Linked DNA regions of Homo sapiens: all the other regions are linked to region 4. Evidence: chromatin loops called from intact Hi-C (ENCODE). Cell type or tissue: heart right ventricle. All regions are shown on one strand.

Region 1 (5,000 bases), 570 kb after region 4:
AGCCTATAATCCCAACACTTTGGGAGGCCAAGATGGGTGGATCACCTGAGGTCAGGAGTTTGAGAGGAGCCTGACCAACATGGTGAAACCCCGTCTCTACTGAAAACACAAAAAATTAGCCAGGCATGGTGGCAGGCGCCTGTAATCCCAGCTACTTGGGAGGCTGAGGAAGGAGAATCACTTGAACCTGGGAGGCAGAGGGTGCAGTGAGCTGAGATTGCGCCACTGCACTCCAGCCTGGGTGACAGAGTGAGACTCCATCTCAAAAAAAAAAAAAAAAAAAGAAAGAAAAGAGACTTTAGGAACCTTTAAAAATCCTAGGGAAAAAGTCTGCTCTTAGGCTTGGATGTAATGGCCCAGAACATGAAAAAGACACAAGAGAATACATCCAATTGATAGGTGCCTTTTCTCAGCTAAAAGGTGTTATTTCTACATTACATGCCTCCACTTTGCATGAATCTACCTGGCAAGAATATCTCATGCTATTGCTTATTTATTTATTGCCGTGGGAAACTGAGAGCCATTTTACTATAGGAGATGCAAGCCAAGCAAAAGCAGATTTCCTGAGCAAGGATGTCTCAAGAGACATCTCATAACACATCACAGGATTAGCAGAGTTCTCAAAACAGTAATAGATGCATTTCTATCACCTGAAACAGCTGACAGAAAAAAAAACATGGAGGAAACATGTTGCAAATTTTCTTTATACTCTGTCAAGGGTTTTTCTCGGGACACAGCTTCATGAGAGTTCTATGCTCACCTATTTAACCACCTCTGGGAACAAAAGGACAGGAATGAGTACATGCAACACAAACTACTCCCATTCCACCAAGGCGTCTACACTTACTTGCTCATCTCCCAACCCACCATCTGGGTGAGGAAGGGCACAGTGGATGTGACAATGAGGATGAAAACACGTGGTAGGATGGTGGAGGCGGCCAGAAGAGGCAGCATTGGTCTGGCTCTTCCTGATTGAGAACATCAATCCAAGGCATCAGGCACCTCTCCTTTGCTCTTCTCTCCTTCTCTCCAGAGCCCAGCAAAGACACAATGGCGCTACCCCTATTGGCAACAACACCCTCTGCCCTTCCAAGCCCCACGGGACTCCCTATTACTCTACTTTACCCTATGTCTGTTCTTTTCCCTGGCACTCATTCAACTGCAAATGTGAGGTCAAGGTAAGGAAGCCCAACGCTGATAAGTTGATGAGGAGAAGGCCCTGGGCCAGGAGTAAAGTGGGCCTAGGAATGCCAACTGCCTGCCTGGCACCTCCAGTGGAATTAAGCTTTTCTTACATTTCTCCAGAACTAGCATGAGAGTCCAGCTGCTCTTTCTTTGGCCACAGAGTCTTTGTCCAGAATGCAAACGAGGAACACAGGAAGCTGCTTTTTTTTTTTTTTTTTTTTTTGAGACAAGGTCTCACTCTGTTACCTAAGCTGGAGTGCAGTGGCACGATCACAACTCACTGCAGCCCTGACCACCCAGGCTCCTAAGTAACTGGGACCACAGGCATGGGCACCCACGCCCAGCTAATTTTTGTATTTTTGGTAGAGACCAGGTCTCACCATGTTGCCCAGGCTGGTCTCGAACTCTTGGGCTCAAGCAATCTGCCTGCCTTGGCTTCCCAAAGTGCTGGGATTACACGCGTGAACCACCACACCTGGCAAAGCTGATTTCTTAAGGTTTCTCTGATCATGGTCATACCAACTGAGAATGGCTCAGAGGCCACAGCATTAGATATATTTTAAGGCAAAAAATTATAAAAATCTTTTACTTCTTTGTATGCATGCTATAGATGTTTCTACCATTATCTGTTTTTCTGCTTTTAATGAAAGCCCCAAGAAAATAAAGGCACAGTGATGGAAAAAGAAATGAACACACAAAATCCATCCAATGTTTAATTCTAAATCTTTCCTGGAAAGCCCTAGAAAAGAGACCTGCTAGCTCCAAATATAAAGCAGCCCCCTAGATGTGCCCTGCTGGGCATTCCCAGTGCTCAGGCTCATTGGCCAGCCAGCTGTCACTGAAAATGGCAGAGATGGGCTTGGGCAACAAGATTATTTGCAGGCAAAGGGAAAGCAATGTTGTGTTTGGCTTCAGTCACACATACACTAAAGAGAAGCAACGCTTAAAGCCCAATGAAGAAAAAACAAACAAAAAGAAGTAGTAAGTCAAAGGAAGCTGCTTGAGGATACGGAAGAAAAGACCCAGTCCTGAGCCGAGCAGCGCTGGAACACTGCGTCTCTCGGGCTCCACCTCTGTGCCTCCCAGGATATCGCCCTTCCTGCAGGAAGCAAGAGACCCATGCTGATATGACAGGAGGTTTCTGATACCATTTCTTGTGAAGACATTGCAAACTATCAGCAGCATGCCAGGCGGCACCAGGGGAGCTCTGGACAGACTTGCTAAGGCTTCATTCACAGGCCCCCCTCAAAGTGCTCCCCACTGCAGGGCACTCAGAGTTATTACAGAGGTCAAAGAGAAGAGCCAGGCCAACCCGAAGGAGCCCACCAGACCTGGCAATGCCTCCTAGTAGAGCCCATCACTGCTGGAGACAGCAGCAAGCTTAGACCCTTCATCCAGGGGTGAGTTTGGGCAGAAAGTGGCCGAGACGCCAAAGCTGCAAAGGGGAAGGAGAAAAAAATTCAAAGTTCAAATGGTCCTTAGAGATCATCTGCTGCAATCTCCTCATTCTACAGGTTTTTATAGAAAAAGCAAATGATCAAAATACCCTGAGGTTAGTTATGTGGGAAAAAAAGATTCAGTAAGCAGGGCAGGAATACTTCACCCCACTTTCAGTCACAGATTTTAGAAAAGATATATGTAACGAATCCAAAATGCACAGCCATAAAAGGTGCTTATTTAGCCAAAAATAAAAAATAAAAAACTTTCACAAAATTAGTCTGCCATTGTTTTTAAATTATTACATGTCTTACCAATGCTCAAAAATATATCACAAGAGTTACAGAGACAAGAGAGTTAAACCTGGCAATCTTTTAAAGGCAAACTGAACAAAAATTAAAGTCATCTTGTATTATTAGAACAAGTCACAGGAAATGGGTCATCTCTCTAGGACAAGAGGAAAATTGCATTTGCCATCTGCAGAAAGAACGCATACTATAATGAAGGAGCTCTGCAAAGCGCAGGTCCTAAATATCAATTCACATGGCAAGAAAATACCAAAACAAACCCACCACAAAAATGTACTCAGGCTGATTGGGTATAACAAAAGTAAAGGCCACTGCTATTGCCATCACCCTTAACTATCTGTATGGAAATACAATCAGAAAAAGATGTTAAGGCTTGCAAGTCACTGAGAAGAGGGTTTTCAAATCATTAAGTGAGGAAGATGCCTACACATGCCTACAGCACCTTCTCCCCTTCCAGCATACGCACTGCATCCGATTCTGAAACCCACTGGTCCGTGATAGATTATCCAGCACTGGCTCACTAACTCTCTGCTGGTAATCATGAACCAATCTCAAGTCCCTGCCCTCTGGAAAAGGAAGGAGGATTTTACATTGTGTTCAGTAACAATTTATTTTTGCTTTACGGACCAGAGTAAGTATTGCAAAAGAAAGTTAATCATTGCCTAAACACACACTCACAAATTCCTTCCTTTGAATGTATTAAAGCACCCAACTTCCCCTCTCACCAGCTCACAGCCACATGATGTCTCACAGAAGCACCAACTTGGAAGTTCTCTAAATCGTATGCAAATGTGCAAGTCAGAGAATCTGAGGAACCTCTTTAGCATCTGTTTAAGAAAGATGTGATGAGGAATTAAATGGGTGGGTGGTATTCACATGAAAGGGATGGGTAGGGGGGCTACAGAAATCACTGGTAGACTGAAAAGGGACTGGGTAAATCACAGAAGCATTCCTCTTTAGAAGCAACTAGATGCCTGCAGTTACCAGTAAATACATGGTGGTAGAAGATCTCACCAATCACCCTGTTGCCCCTACAGTAAAAGAAAATGTAGGAAAGAAACAATAAAAATGAAAAAAATTTTTCAACATAAAAAAGAAACAAAAAAATTCTATTTCTATTTTTTAGCAAGTGATGCTGATTAAAAAAAAAATTCTTGGAAAGCACAATTAATTCATGATTTTAGTTTTCCAAAGGGAAAAAAAATGAGGCTATCTCCTAGAAATATATGTAACTATGTGTCTAAACATCACTGTTCGCTTCCGGTAACAGAGCCAAAAAGTCTGGCTAGATCTCTTTTTCTTTAATTTGTGGGTCAATTATGTGTGTATAAACACACACATATTGTATATGTGTGTATATACACACACACACACTATAATGGCATTAGTAACATTTTCGTTCCCAACTGCACCACAATCCATTACTTGAAAACAACTATTTTATTTCTAAAGCAGACATATTGTTCACAATCCATGATTAATCCTGTAATAAAGGTGCACAGATTGTCAGATTTCAAAGAACTTGTGTGTGTAACAGCTTTCCATTGGAACAGCTGGATCAATTGCTATTGGCTTTTAACTGGAAACAATATGAGAATGTTCAACCGAAACATTGTCCCAAGAGAACAAATGAGAGGAAGGCAAGAAGGCAAAAACTGTTCCATCTTTAAAACGGAATTCCTTTCACTGTGCGCCCGGTGGCCCACAAAACAGCAAAGAGGAGTGGAAAATGGAGGACATATGGATGATGCCTATTAGAAGAAAGCAGGGAATTTAAATTCACTTCTTCCGATTACCCTCCATTCTTTTTGGAATCCAGCTTTCCACACACATCCCTAGTTACTGATAATAGAATCATCAGGAATTGCGATAAAGATACAAGAGCAAGGATCTTTGCCTTCACGGAGCTTCCAATCCACTTAGAAACACAAGGTAAAATCATCCGCATTCCCCAGTCCTGTGATCCCCAGGAAGCTCCTACAATGGCCTTCAGATTATTTTGTCTCTTTCTGTGTATGAAAACCCAATAGAAAAGCCAAAGCCAGGAAGGATAAAGTCAGAAGGGCATGT
Region 2 (5,000 bases), 290 kb after region 4:
TGAACAAGAGGCAGGACAGATGGGAGAAACAGCTGGGTTCTGCCATCTTTACACTCTCCAACACCCAGACTCCTAACCCAGGAAACTGCCTGGAGAGGAGGCAGGGAGGAAAGCTGTTTAGTGCTTCAGTGCTGTAAAACACCTAGGAATACCAAACCTTTGAAGAAAATCTCCAGCAGAAAATACTGAGACCTAAGCAAACGCACCGCAGTGAGTAGGGAAGGGGAAGAAGTAAACAGAGATCACTGTAAAGAGATCAATGCAAAAACTTAAAATACTTTAAAGTGGAAAAAAAAAATCCTCAGATCTTTCTGAAAGAAAAATAGGATACTGATACTGACTTAAGAAAGAAAATGTTTGGAGAATAAAAAGATCTCTTAGGATTTCAAAAAAAAAATCTTATGATTCAGCAGGTCATGCACACACACAAAAAAAAAATCTATGAAAGCCAAAAAACAAAGAAAGATAATTTGAAAGATAATTCTAGAAAATTTCTCAGGAAGTAGAAAAAGCAATAGAAAACTGGAGAGAAAAATAAAAAAATTTTAAAAAATATTTAAAAAATTTCAGAAAAATAAAAAAAGAATTAGTCAAAGTAGTTTCCTCTTCAGCTAAAAGACGTTATAGTAACAGAACACAGAGAAAATGGAGAGGAGGAAACTTTCAAATGAATACTAAATGAGCATTTCTTGGAATCAAATCTCTAGGTTAAAGGGCCCCAGAAGGGCTGGGGGTGGAAGAAGAAGAAAGAATACCTATACCAAAAGAGATCCTTCCTTAAATTTCAGAATTATCTTAGATAAATAAAAGATTCTAAAAACTTTTCATAGAAAATAGGTCACATATAAAGAATAAGGAAGCCGAAGAGCCATGGATTTTTTGAAAGGGATCATTGGAAGACTATGAAATAGTGTTTTCAGAATGATTTATATCTGAGTCTATACCCAGCCAAAATATCAATTAAGTTAGAGGGCAGAATAGGGATATTTTTAGACATGAATGGAATTTAAAAATTATTCCAAGGGTTCCTTGGATCCTTACTCAGAAAGCTACAGAAGGATATGTCCTAGTAAAACAAGGAAATAAGCCAAGGAAGAAAACAACATAGGATCTAGAAACAGGGAACTCAACACAAGAAAGATGTAAATGAACTCCTGGGGCAGCAGTGAAGCAAGGTCCCAGGATGACAAATGTATAAAATGCAACGGAACAACCAGTCCTGATTAGAAAAGACAAAGCCAAAAGGGAGATCTCTGATTTAAAATGAACAAAATGGAACTGATATATTATCTTATATGTTGACCGTGTTTTGAAAGATTTCATAGATCTGTCAGTGAATTAGAAAAGAATCAGCTAGAGATATACACACACAAAGAAACAAAGAAAATTAAAATGTAAGGCAATTAACTCGTGGGAAAAAAAGTTGACCAAAAAAATAAACGAAATTACAGCTGCTCATCAATGAACAATATTTACATTGTTAAATAGTGTAAACAGTGAATTATCAAAAAATTGGGTTATATAACTGTTGAAAGGATGGGAGAAAAATGATGTGGGAATGTTAAGACAGCATGATTTTTACCTACCATAATAGAAGATAATACAATCGACAAATCAAGAAAAAAAGAGTAAAAGCACACCATTTTGAGACACGAAGACAATAACAGAAACTAAGAGTTAGGAGTTAAGGGCAGTCCCCCTGGCTATCAGGAGGTGGTGGTGATGGTGACTGAGAAAGTGCTCTTTAAAAAATTTTGTCTTTTTTAGTTGTTTGGCTTTGTAAACCATTATTTGATAAAAATACAAACTGATTGATTTTTAAACTTAAAAAAAGATATACTGGTTCAGGTGTAAAATACAGTTCTGGGAAGAAGATACATATGAAACAGCTGGTGGTAGTTACCCAAATTTTAAAATGGGGGAGGTAGAGTGGAAACACAGGAGAGTTTTCACTCTCTTCTGTAGCCTTCTATGTATGTGGAATTTTAAATAATGAACATATATTACCTTAGTTATTAAAATAATAAATATATTCTAAGAAAATAATACATTTATTTTATATTTTAAATGTAACAGAAACATCAAAAGGCAAGACAACAAAGCAGCAGACAAGCTCATTGCTGGGAGTGACTCATGGTGCAGAGTTTGATAAATGTCACAGAGAAAACCAGAACCTTTTAACTCCTACTTTTGATCCTGAATACCCTGTTATGAAGAAGACTTTTCATACTGAAAAAGGTAGAGGAGATCAGTAAAAAGTAAGACTGGGAAGACTACTCTAATGAGATCAAGTATCTTTAACTGAAGACTTGACATTCTAAGACATTATCTAGCTTTAGTTATTACCATTTTCATAAACATCAGTTTATAAGATTAGCAAAGCCAGCAGGAATGGTCCAAAGACCCTTAATTTAAATGAAAAACAGGCACAGAATGGGATGATGCATGGAATGAAGTTTGACATACACTGTATTGAGAAAACTTTAGGTATTCTGAGGGCAGCCTGAAGACTCCATGCACCCACCCATAGCACCAGCTAGACAACAGGAAGAGAAGGCGAGAAAGAATTAGTGACAAACTTTCCTACCTTTAGAATGTGTCTTCAGGTTGTAATTCCCGTGTGGGACCTAATTTCTTGAACATCTGCTCTGCGCTAGGTGCTTCACATGCTACCTCAATTAGTTCATGCAACCTTGTGAGATAAAGACTTAAGTTTGAATTTCCCTGGCTACAAGTCCATGGTTTTTCTATTAAGCCATGTTGGATGGTGTCAATTGGTGACATCATCCATGTGAACATTCCTCATGTTTAGATCTAGCAGGACAATGTGGCATAGAGAGGGGTGGTCAGGAGAACTGAGTTCTTAGCCTGGTCCCAAGGCCACCTCTTGGGAAGTCCTTTCACCACTCTGGGGTCCAGTTTCCAAATCCAGAGTCTCCTCTATCTAACATTTTCAGATGAAATAAAATCCAGTGAAAGACATAATAACGGAATAAATATTTTCAGCTATTATCTTAAATGGATTACTTCAATATTCATCTTTTGTTTAAATCTACATCTCATTTCTCTTTAGGTAGTATCTTTTTGAAAAGCTGTCATTTCAAAGTACTGAAAACCTAAAATCTAGGCAATGAAAGTAGAGTAAATGACTGAGGTTTTCCTAAAATTACCCTGGAAAGATGAGAGGATTCAACTACTGTTCTGGGAAATGGAAATAGCTGTTCCCAGCACTCACTCCTCCCCTGATGCTCCCAATTAACTTTTAAGGACAAGCATGAAGCTTTGTAGAGCTTGATGCCTTCTGCAAGCACTACAGTAAATGTGGGGCATAAATTGCCTCCCATTAAGACAACTGTGGAGGATGACAGAAGTAGGTCAGTTTCAAACAACAGCCTAGCTTAGTAGCCTAAGTGGTATCTGTAATTCTAGGGTTGGGGCATCTTTGAAAGCACTGGCTAAAGGAAAAGTTATTTAACCCTTCTTTGCTGAATTTTCCAGCTCTCTCCACTTCTTGAGAGAAAATGTCAACTGTTATTGTCAGATAGAATATGAAAATAGGTAGCACAGCAAGAACATGACAAATGTTTAATAAATTACAAAGTAAATATAAATGACAAGTGTTTAATAATTGGATTTTGGCCCACAAGTGAGGTATGATCCAGGTACTGGAGCCAGTCCAGATGTTGTATCGGACTGGTCCTGTTATAAGCCAGATTCCACCAGTATAAAAAAGTTGAACACAGGGATGGAATGACTCCTCAGGGTAAGAAAGGGAAAGGGGGAGTTCTGAAGGAAGGCCATATTTCTGGCTGGGACACTGGCTTCTGACAGATTTCCAGTGGTTGACTGCATCCAACACTTCAGGCTTCAAGCTTTGGCTCTAGACCTACCTCCCTGCCCCATGTTCTCGACCTTAGCATTTGGGAAGGCTGTGGGGTCTTCACTCTTCACTGCCGCCAGGTTCTCAATCCTTTCCATAGTTTTGGCATTTTCTCTCTCCCCCTGGCTGCCATGGACCCATTCTTGCTTTGGGTCTAAGTCAAAACATCCCACTCAAACCAATACCTTGTGAGGAATGAGGCTCCACTGTACAGAAGCAACGAGCTGATGCCAGTTAAGACCTTATAAAGTGAGGGGTCTTGGGCATTTCACCCCCGTGTACTCCTTACTATAAATAAACACCCTTAACCAGGTGGTAGAATGTTATTCAGGAAAACAGGCAGAAGGCTTTAAATATGTTAGCAGATCCTTCTATCCTTCCTTTTCTCTTTGTTTAGGTTTCCCAGGAATGTCTTGTACAGGAACAAGTTTTTGCTGAGAACTGAGGACTTCAGAAACATTTATTTCCATAAATAATATACTAAATGCATATAATTTTTCTCTAGTTGCTAATACTGGGACTTGGATGGGTCTTCCAGGACAATAGGTGAAGGGTTAATTCCACATACTATACACAAATTGGTATTTCTCTAAAATAATGTTTTCAAACTAATGATAACAATCCACAGTAAGAAATACAGTTTACACAGCAATCCAGTATATTCACACACAGAAACACAGACATATAAAACTAACATTTCATGAAACCATACTTTTCCTTACAACATGCAATGTACTCTATTCTCAATTCCATCCCATCCTCCCTATAAAAAAATGCTAACAAGACCTATTAAATTGATTTTACGACCCAGTAAATGGGTTTTGATGTGATGAAAAAAATATTGTGTATATTTTTTTCATACATTGTAATTGTTCATATTCTGTATTTCTTCACTAATTTAGACTGTTTTATTCTCAATTATACTACAATAGCAAATATTTTGCAAGATTGGGCTAAAAAGTCTCTGTGGCCAAATGAATATATAGTTTTGAAATCTGGCTGCAGATGTGCTGATTGGCAAAGAACATTTAATTAGTCACATAAGGTACATCTTTAAAAAATATTATTTCCACTGAAAATCAGCTATAAACATATTTTCTTTTATAAATACCAAATTAAT
Region 3 (5,000 bases), 140 kb after region 4:
ATCTCCCCTGCAGGTCTAGAGTTCACAAATGCATTTCTAAGTGCACTGCGTATAAAAAACATCTGGCATCACACATGCTTCTGAACATAAAAATAAAGGCCACTTCATATTTTTCTGCAATATGACAGCCTTCTCTCTGAATGCCAGTTACACCTAAGCTCATCATTTATAGAGGTCAATAAACAAATGTCATTGACTGCATCAAGCAGAAACGTAAATATTGAGATTAACAAAAAGATATAATTTTCTGAGTGACTGAAATTAAGCCATGTTCATTGAGCTGATTATAACAACTTTCAAAGGATGACAGTGTTTTACAGTGATTTTTTTTGTTTCTGAAAAGAAACTTGTTGCATATAACATTGTATTGCACAACTGATTTTTGTTGTTTTACCTAGGATTAGAAACAGGTCTGAGAAATCACAAAAACTCCCTTTTAACAAAGGTTCTTGCTGTACCCTACGCCTCCTCGCCTACACCTCCCTCCTGCATCCCATAATAAGTGCCTCTGATGCTGTGGTGTGATATGGCATAGACTATATGCTTGTTGGGGGCATATGTCAGGTGGCGACATGCGGGGAAAGGAATAGGAAGAAGAGATTATACCGATCCCAAAATGATCCAAAAAGGAGAAAAAGGAAGTGTGAAAAGAAAATAAATCTTGGGCCCCCAAATCTCTCAGCTATAGGGAAAAGTCAAGCTGGGAACTGCTTAGGGCCAAGCTGCCTCCCATTCTATTCAGTCACCCCTCTGCTCACTGAGATAAATGCATATCTGATTGCCTCATTTGGAGAGGCTAATCAGAAACTCAGAAGAATGCAACCATTTGTGTTTTGTCTACCTATGACCTGGAAGCCCCTCCCCACTTCAAACTGTCCCACCTTTGCTTCGAGTTGTCACACCTTTCCAGACGGAACCAGTGTTCACCTTACATTTGTTGATTGATGTCTCATGTCTCCCTAGAATGTATAAAACCAAACTGTGCTCTGACACCTTGGGCACATGTCAACAGGACCTCCTGAGGCTGTGTCATGGGTACACATCCTCAAGCTTGGCAAAATAAACTTTCTAAATTAACTGAGACCTGTCTTAGATTTTCTGGGTTCACAGAAACTTGGGCATTTTACTATCTTATTTCAAGTCTTGAATGTCAAGCCTGGTGGAGTTTGTTGAACAATGTTACAGCTATTGGCAGCACTCCCAACAAACAACATTCCTCAGGACCTAACTTGACCCATCAGAACTGCTCTGACAAACCAAACGTCTTGCCCTTTTAGTTCCTTCTAGAGATGTTGCATTTGTACCATGTAAAACCCTTTTCGTCTCATAGCCTGAGTCTCTGGAGAAATGATGAACAAATTTAGCAAAAAGGGCTGTAATTCATCAGCCTTGAGTGGACACAGTATAACGTTAAAGACAAAACTGAGTTTTGAAAACAAAACCAGACACCATGCTCAATCATGTTGAGGAACTTGATGAACAGCTTCTGCCCCAATTCAAATGATTCTTTTTCTGACCCATTTTCTTCAATAAGCTTTTAAAATATCGGTCTTGCCTATGGTTCTATCTTCAGTGCTCGTCTTGGTATTAGGTTGGTGCAAAAGTAATTGCGGTTTTTGCCATACTTTAAAAAAAGTGGCAAAACCCGCAATTACTTTTGCACTAAATGAATAGAATCTTTTCCAAGAAGACAGAAAAATAAGCTATTTGATAAAACTCTCCCATAAAATTTCTCCAGTAAAATTTTCTATTAAAAAACTTTTAGGCCGGGCATGGTGGCTAACGCCTATAATCCATCCCAGCACTTTGGGAGGCTGAGGCGAGATCACTTGAGGTCAGGAGTTCGAGACCAGCCTGGCCAACATGGTGAAACCCCATCTCCATAAAAAAAATACAAAAATTAGCTGGGCGTGGTGGTGCATGCTGAGACAGGAGAATAGCTTGAACCTGGGAGGTGGAGGTTGCAGTGAGCAGAGATTATTCCACTGCATTCCAGCCTGGGCAACAGAGCAAGTCTCCGTCTCAAAAACAACAACAGAAAAAGCAAAAAACTTTTTTGTCAACATATGGAACCTCTTTCCTTTCATCTATACTAAAACCTTGCTGGTATGTTCCTTAGTCCATTTAGACTTTTTGTGCTAATTTGGCAGTAAGTTATGGGGCTGGGCAAAGAACTCTATTACTTTTAGGGGTTCTATCACCCAAAAAGTTTGGAGCTCACACTAGTATACTTCTGAGTGAGCACTCTTTGTATTCCCATACCTAGGGAAGAATGGGGTACACTAGACAAATATTTGTCAATTGAATGAACAAATAGAAATCCAATTTATCATTCCAGGTCCAGCTCCAAATCCACTCCCATGAAGACTTCTCTAATCACCAAAGTCTGCAGTGATTTCTGACCCCTCATGTAGTTTATCACGTTACACATTTCTCTCTCCAGTTATAAATTACCTCCTCAGAGCAGGTTTGGGGTACTCCTTTGTATCTATTACAGCACCTGGTATTCTGCCTCAAAGACAGTGCCCTCTGCTCATGAACACATCAGAGAAAACATAAGACGCAACTTTCCCTCAAATCCAGAAAACCAGAGGATTTACTGGCATATATGTGGAGATTCCCAATGCTCCGGAAACTCAAGTAAAAAGCAGGGAACTAGGGCCAAGCCATTCTTCACAGAGTTCTTAGTAATTCCTGATCTAACCCTGACTGGAAGGCAAAATAGCAGCTGGTTTCTGGGAAAAGAGCCAAGAGGGTGCTGTCCTTCCAGCTGTCTACACTCCAATCAGCTGCTTTAAAGAGTCGTCTTTAGGAGCCCCCAATTAAGGGAAAAACACCATGGTAAGTACTAAGTTTGATTGACCAGTTCATTCAATACCATGATCCAGTCATTATTTATTTGTTGAGCACCTATTATGTCTAAATAATAAACCATGAGCTGGAGATATAAACAAGAACACCACTGCCTCTGATCTCAAAGGGTTACAGGACATCAGGGGAGACTGACATGTAAATATTTATTAAGCAATGTAAGAAATATGAAAATATATAAACACTCTACTACAAGCATTCAGAGAGGGAAATAACTTACTCACTTGGAAGGGTCAGGAAATTTTTCAGAGTAATTGATATTAGAGTTCAGTTTGGCAAAATGGATGAGATTGTTACCAGATGTAAAGTAAGGAAACAGTACTCTAGACGATGATGACAACATTGGCAATATAATAGCATAGCTGGAACAAGCACTGCTATTAACATCTTTGTTGTTTGAATTTATTCATCAAGTTATTAGGTCATTCGGTAAAATAAAGACCCTGGAAGAAAAAGCCACAGAACGGAGAATTTTTGAATAGGGGGAAGGAGAATGGCAAGGCCCCTCTGCTGGGATTCTGAGCATCCCTGTAAGGGATAATGGGCCGTTCCTGCTACACAGAGGGTAGTAAATGAGGACTGAACCCGGCCCAGTGGATTTATTCTGAGCAGTAACCTTTTTCCAGTTCCCACAAAGGGAGTATGAAAGCTCATTGTGACTTTGTCAGTAAACAATTTGATAGTCATACAGAAAACAGGGCTGAGTAGAGGCAAATGCCAGTTTTGTAATTTAGGATAAGCATATGCCAGCCCCGGGGAGCCTGCCATGATCTGCTTCCGGGAATGGCTTGGTCAAGTACAGATGCATTGGGAGGGTGTGCTGGGCAGCGCGCTGACATGCCGTCGGGCCTCCTTCAATCTATGGCATTTCTCCTAGTGAGACATCCCTTCCGTTCTCCATCACACCAAGTTACATTGAGGTTTAAGATTATAGGTGTCCGTCTCCCAGGATGAGGTGGCTAGTGACAGGAATAATGACAATTAAATTTTAAAATCTAGCAAAACAAAAAATTGTAACTATAGAGTATGCACTGACATCATAAAGTATCTCAATTTTAAAAGCAAGGTAACAATATTTCCTTTTTCTATTAAAAGTCAGTGATCTGCATGTATAATTAGCTTGATTTAGCCATTCCACAATGCATACATACTTTAAAACATCATTTGTACACCATATATTGATTTTTGTTTGTCAACTAAAATAAATTAATAATAATAACAAAAGCCAGCTATAAACAGCATGAATGTCCTTGTTTGAGGGCCTTTTCACAACTCTCTGGTTAAAAATGTATTGGAAGCCCAGATTTGATTCTGATAGTGCAGTTAAAGGAGAGAGGAAAGCCAAAGTACACCCCTTTTCTTCCGTGCAATTCGCACCAGTAATTTTTTTCCCAAACCAGCTATTTTTAAAGACGGTCACGTCCCTATTTTGACAATAGAGTTCAAGAAAGAGCTTTCATCAGTAAAGACAATTTTTTAAACCATTTTTTCTTGTGAAACTGTGAGAGCAATTGATTTCTCCTTTAACTGCTACCTGGCGTACACAGGTATGAATGAGTATTCTCCTTGGCACAGGTGGGAAACTTGTAGTCTCCAGTCTTTCCTGCACAGGCCCAAAAGATACAAACTCTCTAATGTGTGTCACATGGCACCCCGGCGTTGGCAAAACCATACTCGGTCAGTTTCCTTTAAGAAACTCAGGGTAGACCAGAGAGCAAGATGAGGAATGAGAGTGTGAAAAACAGATTAGGGCCGGACGCAGTGGCTCACGCCTGTAATCCCAGCACTTTGGGAGGCCGATGTGGTTGGATCATCTGAGGTCAGGAGTTCGAGACCAGCCTGGCCAACATGGCAAAACCCTGTCTCTACTAAAAAAAACAAAAATTAGCAGGGCATGGTGGCGTGTGCTTGTAATCCCAGCTACTGGGGAGGCTGAGGCAGGAGAATCGCTTGAACCCGGGAGGCGGAGGTTGCAGTGCGCCAAGATCGCGCCATTGCACTCCAGCCCAGGCAACAACAGTGAAACTCCATCTCAAAAACAAAACAAAGCAATAAACAGATTAGGAGTGAAGAAAATGATAGACACAGGAGGCGGATAAGGAAAGGGTCGTCCGAGAATCTCCGATGCG
Region 4 (5,000 bases):
TTATCTGATAATAGTGGGGACGGGGAAAAGGAACAGATGAAATTCTTTTATTTTGGTGGCAACTGGCCATCAGGATTTTTTTTTTTTTTTTTTTTGGAAGTGAGACCCCTGGAGTTTTCAGGTTCCTGTCCATTCTGAGACTGTTTCTTTAGCCTGCTCCTTGATTCCATGACCTCACTATAGCCTTTCCATAAACTCTCTTCTGCAAATGTGAGTCAGTTTATTTCTGTTGCTTACAACCCAGAAACCTGACTCTCTGCCCCACCAGTAGAGCAAAGGCCTTTCTAATGCGAACAGTCAGGGTCAACGAAAAAAGTTGTTTTGCTTTTAATGTGACACATATATTAGCATCTCCCATGAATGTTTAGTTTGGGAAATGCCCTAGATGTTCTGGATTTTATTTCTGAATCTATTCAAAGGCTGTGGATTCCAGCCATATGGTTTGCATTAGTTTTCTATTGCTGTGTAACAAATTGCCACAAACTCAGCAGCTTGAAACAATACCTTTTGATGATCTCAAAGTTTCTGTAGGTCGGAAGTCCAGGCAATGGTATAACTGGGTTCTCTGTGCAAGGTCTCACAAGGCTGAAATCAAGATGTTTGCTGGCTGTGCTCTCATCCAAGCTCATTCAGGCTGATGGCAGGATCCAGGTCCTCAGGACTGTAGGACTGAGGTCCCTGTTGTCTCATCAGCTGTCACCTGAAGGTCTCTCTCAGCTCCTAGAGGCTGCCCTCAGTTCCTGGCCATGTGGCTCTCTCACAGCATGGCAGTATCCTTCTTCAAGGCTAGCAGAGACTCTCCTTGAACTCTAGATCTTCTTTAATGGGCTGATTAGGTCAGAACACCCAGGATTATCTCCTTTTGATTACTTAAAGCCACTGATTAGGGACTTCATTACATCGGGACTTCACTTTGTATATCCCATAATCTAATCGTGGGAGTGACAGCCAACACTGTCCTGCCCACACCCAAAGGGGAAGAGATTATGCAGGACGTGTACACCAGGGGGCGTGAATCTCAGAATTCTGCCCAGCACATGGTCTTGTTCCCAGTTCTCTGGGGAGCAAAACTACCTCTTACTTTTCCCTCGGCTTATATTTTTAAAGTGTCTACGATACCTCATATAGGGTTATTGTTAGGGTTACTGTCTCTGTTCACATGATGCCCCACATAAGGAATATATATTCTTGGAGTTAAGAACCAAGACCCCTTATGCTTCGCTGAGAGACTGGTAGGTTTTGCCTTGTGGTCCATAGGAATCGCATGAGTGAACCTGATTCTCTTTTCACTTTAGCTAGTGGGAAGCTCAGAAACAAATATGTGGCTAAGTCTAAGTAACTGAGTAGAAGTTTATGAGTACTTGTATCTTACAATACCTGTGTTTCATTCCCCCACAGGCCCCTGCCCAGCCTCACTCTTTCATTTTAATTCAAAAACTTTTCTGGCACTGATTACTATTTTAAGGTAGACAGTCTTATAAGTAGCCTCTAATGTGTTGTATAAGGAAATAGGGTATACATAAAAATGAAATAAAATAATAATAATAGCTAATCTAAACTGAGCCATTATTGTGACCACCTAGTATAAGCATGATCATATATGATCTTTACAACCACTCCAGGAAATAAGATACTTTAATACCCTTATTTAATAGATAAGGAAACAGATGAGGCCTAGAGAAGATAAGAAGTAGTACCAGAACAACCATTCAATTCCAAGCGTGCCTGACCAACAGAGCCTAGGCTGTTAACCATCACACCCTATTGATTTAAATACATTTACATTTTAAAGGAAGGAAAGAGTGGGGACAGTTGGCTGCCTGTGCAACTCTCCAGACTAGAAAGAGACCATTACACATGTTGTAAAGCCCAGAGGAATAGTTTTCTGCACATCTTGCCTGGCAAGTGCTCTTCTACAATGTAAAACAAACTTCTCTGAAGTACAGAACTTGGTAATAGCTAAACCCCGCTTGAAAGTAGAAAACGAAGTTCCAGAAATAGAAGAAGGGCTTGGAAACAAGTAAGTAAGCATTTTCCTTGGTAAGTTATAAACAGGTGTAAGAGAATATCTGACACCAAGACCCAAAAGCACGATGTGACTGTTTCCATATGGAAGACTTGCTAATATTCACCGTGGAACTGAGGAGTAACGTATGTTCTTTCTAAAACAGAGTATGAAAAACTAGAGTTGATAAGACACATTCTGAAGGTACATCGCTGATGCCAGCCCACATTCTTTAACCCTACTCCAAAGGATATTATTTATACAATAAATATAATATAGTTATTGGAAAATATTATAGTAAAAATAAATACAATATTTAAAAAATAAATCAGCTAATAATTATTGTCAGAGGTTTACATCCATATCAATATCAATGTGATGTTTATGAAAAAAAATAAACACAGCTGACGAGTTTACGTACTTACCTAGGACCATAAATAGCCTTGACTAGGGACAGCCAGGACTTAGGTTTCATGCCTGTGACTCACTAGGATTCACTGTGACTCACGACGCCACGTAGTGGCAGCTTCCACAATTGCAAGCCCATTAACAGAAGCAAGACCCAGGGTGCTTACTTTATACCTAACACTTACAAAGTTTCAGCCAGAACGACGTAGCTAGGTTTTATCTTGAAGTCTGTTTCAGAGCTAATATGAAGGTAAGAACCCAGGCATTCTGACCCTTTGAGAAAGTGGGAGCGAGAGAGAAAGAGAGAGACAAGGAGAGAGAAAAAGAAAGAGACTGAGTTAGAGTTTAGTGGAAGGCGCATCTTTGCTGCAACTTTTCAAGTTAGTAGAATATTATCACCAACACAAAATGCCCCTTGGGGGTCTATGTTCTATAAATTCGAATTTTATTAGTAGTTCTTTGAAGTACATAAAAATTGACAAGAGAACTTAAGTTGCTTCCTGCAATTATAAAGTGAATGAGTGGTAAAGGGACTAAGCCCAATTGTGTATGCCCGTAAGCTTTCCATAGTACTCCATCAGTGTCTTATAGACAGCTCTGTGTGATGGACCGGCAATGCCCTACCGGAGTGTGAGAAAGCAGCCAAGAGGGCAGCTGATTTCCCTTGCACACAAGGACACATGTGAGGTTGTCCTACTCTTTGCACTGAATTTAACTACATGTTTCCAGCGACCACATTTCCCATTGACATGCCTTTTACTTCATAAGCACCTTCATCCGGGCTATAGACACCCTCACGCCGCCCAGCCTGCTACTCTTAATAAATTTTCAAAATCCTGCTCCAATGATAATTCAAGTCTAGTTTTGTAGTAGTTCTCCCTCAACACCAAAGCTTACAGATTTTTAAATAAAAAGGTCCTCCTTGGCTCACAGAGAATCATCCAACAACATTCCTTGCTCTGCTTTTTTTTTTCTTTTTCTTTTTTCTTGGTGTTTCACTTTTTCCACTCTTTTCAATTGCTTGAAAAACTCTTAAGCACACCAAAACAAACATCTGGGTCACAGCTTGCTTTAATGATGTGCTTTTGAAACGGTGGTTTTAATCCTGGATGCATTTTTGGTTGTTTTCCTTTTGTAGTGATAGCCCACAGGCATTTCTGCCTGGGATCGGGATCATAATGAGGGGAACAGGGCACTCCAGATTTCCCAAGGGCCTGCTTATTAACACCCCAGCCTTGCGCTTCTCAGAGCGTATGTCCTGTCTTTCCTCTAGATGGCACTGTGGAGCAGAGGCGACTGTCTTAGGGACCCGCTTCTTCCTCTATCAGCCATTACCCACTTCTCTGCAGGTGAAACCAGGCCCAAGTGCACAGCTTTGAGGGGGGAAAAGAAAGTCTCCTGGGAACTCTTTGCAGCCTGGGGAGAATGTGGAAGCAGTGGATGTTCTGTCTGGGTAGCAGTGTGGCGGACTAGGAATGCGCTGGCCACGCGCGCCTGAACCTGCAGTGGGTTTCTGATGGATTAGTGACTGGTGAGAAGACCCCATCACAGTAGGGCACAGTTAGCGAAAGTTCCGGATTTAGTTAGCCCAGATATCAAAGTCTCATCAGAATATGGTTGCCAAATAAAAATACAGGACATCAGTTAAATTTGGATTTCGGATAAACAACAAACGCTTTTTTAGTATAAGGATGCCCCACGTATTTGAAGAGAACTTGCACTGAAGTCTCTTCTCAATTTACTGTACTGTTTTCCTAGAGTAAAGATACTAAAGAAATCTGTGCACTTTTGTATCACAGATTGTTTATCAACATCGAGGGCTTTTCTCTGGCTTTCAAAGCAAATTTGGCATTAGCAGGGCTACATCCCGAGGGGACACAGCAGAAATCAGGGCCCATTTATTCCTGAACAGTATCTCTACTGTGCTTTCCAGAGTTCCACAAAGTCCACCTCTCTGCAGAACCTAAGCTCCTTTTATCACAAGCTGGAGGGGGGGGGGTTGTCCTCTTCTCCCCCTTGCCCAAGACTCTAGCCCCACCTCCTCATGGCACTCTGTCACCAACAATAAGTCATCGCCCTCCATCCCTTGCTCATGATAAAAAAGTAAGGGACATGCGCAACAATGAGAATGTACTTAATGCCACTGAATTGTACACTTAAAAATGGCTAAAGTGGCTGGGTGTGGTGGCACGCGCCTGTAATCCCAGCTACTCAGGAGGCTGAGGCACAAGAGTCACTTGAACCCGGGAGGTGGAGGTTGCAGTGAGCTGAGATCACATCACTGCCCTCCAGCCTGGGCGACAGAGTGAGACCCAGTCTCAGGGAAAAAAAAGAAAAAAAAGAAAAAAGGCTAAAATAGCAAATGTTATGTTAGGTATATTTTACCACAATTAAACATAAGGAGCAGGGGGATTGTCTTACTGTAAGATTGCCTGCAGCTCAGCCCAAGCCCAGCCTGCCCTCACCTCAAAGTCTTCTCCAGTGCCCTCCTGCCTGGGTAATCCAAGCAAAATGACGCCTGGCCTCGCCTCCTGTCTGCTTCCATGTGCTCTTTCCTGGGCAGTGTGCAGACCCAGGATGTCTCTTT

The links. Hi-C counts contacts between places; a loop is a spot of excess contacts. Peaks named below come from ENCODE experiments on the same cell type or tissue, not always from the same donor. Only the 100,000 strongest peaks of a DNase experiment are listed, where the experiment ranks them.
Region 1: a loop joins it to region 4, with 2.9 times the contacts of the local background. A loop is called at or near these places in 37 of 110 quality-filtered maps.
Region 2: a loop joins it to region 4, with 3 times the contacts of the local background. A loop is called at or near these places in 70 of 110 quality-filtered maps.
Region 3: it touches region 4 in a loop (3-fold over the local background); 7 of 110 quality-filtered maps call a loop at or near these places.

Annotation. Positions count from the first base shown.
Region 1 is chr9:78,019,660-78,024,659 of GRCh38, forward strand. All of the region lies in intron 1 of GNAQ (G protein subunit alpha q), which reads right to left. Among named protein-coding and RNA genes, the nearest start is that of GNAQ, 9.7 kb to the right of the region's middle. In heart right ventricle, a CTCF peak has its summit at 2,239; a DNase peak (open chromatin) is centred at 2,289; H3K4me3 peaks cover 1,701 bases; H3K27ac peaks cover 3,947 bases.
Region 2 is chr9:77,745,184-77,750,183 of GRCh38, forward strand. The region is part of intron 5 of GNAQ (G protein subunit alpha q); the gene reads right to left. Among named protein-coding and RNA genes, the nearest start is that of GNA14, 99 kb to the left of the region's middle. In heart right ventricle, no CTCF peak of the experiment used is centred here; no DNase peak of the experiment used is centred here; H3K27ac peaks cover 248 bases.
Region 3 is chr9:77,596,015-77,601,014 of GRCh38, forward strand. All of the region lies in intron 1 of GNA14 (G protein subunit alpha 14), which reads right to left. Among named protein-coding and RNA genes, the nearest start is that of GNA14, 50 kb to the right of the region's middle. In heart right ventricle, no CTCF peak of the experiment used is centred here; a DNase peak (open chromatin) is centred at 2,710; H3K27ac peaks cover 4,061 bases.
Region 4 is chr9:77,454,503-77,459,502 of GRCh38, forward strand. All of the region lies in intron 2 of GNA14 (G protein subunit alpha 14), which reads right to left. It overlaps GNA14-AS1 (GNA14 antisense RNA 1), which reads left to right. Exons shown (of 5, transcript NR_121184.1): 2 at 1,793-2,020. LOC124902185 (a long non-coding RNA gene) reads left to right here and starts at 2,581. Exons shown (of 2, transcript XR_007061598.1): 1 at 2,581-2,663. RefSeq lists an enhancer at 892-1,011. In heart right ventricle, CTCF peaks have their summits at 1,001 (motif pointing right), 2,524, 2,730, 3,676 (motif pointing right) and 1 weaker place; DNase peaks (open chromatin) are centred at 2,529 and 3,709.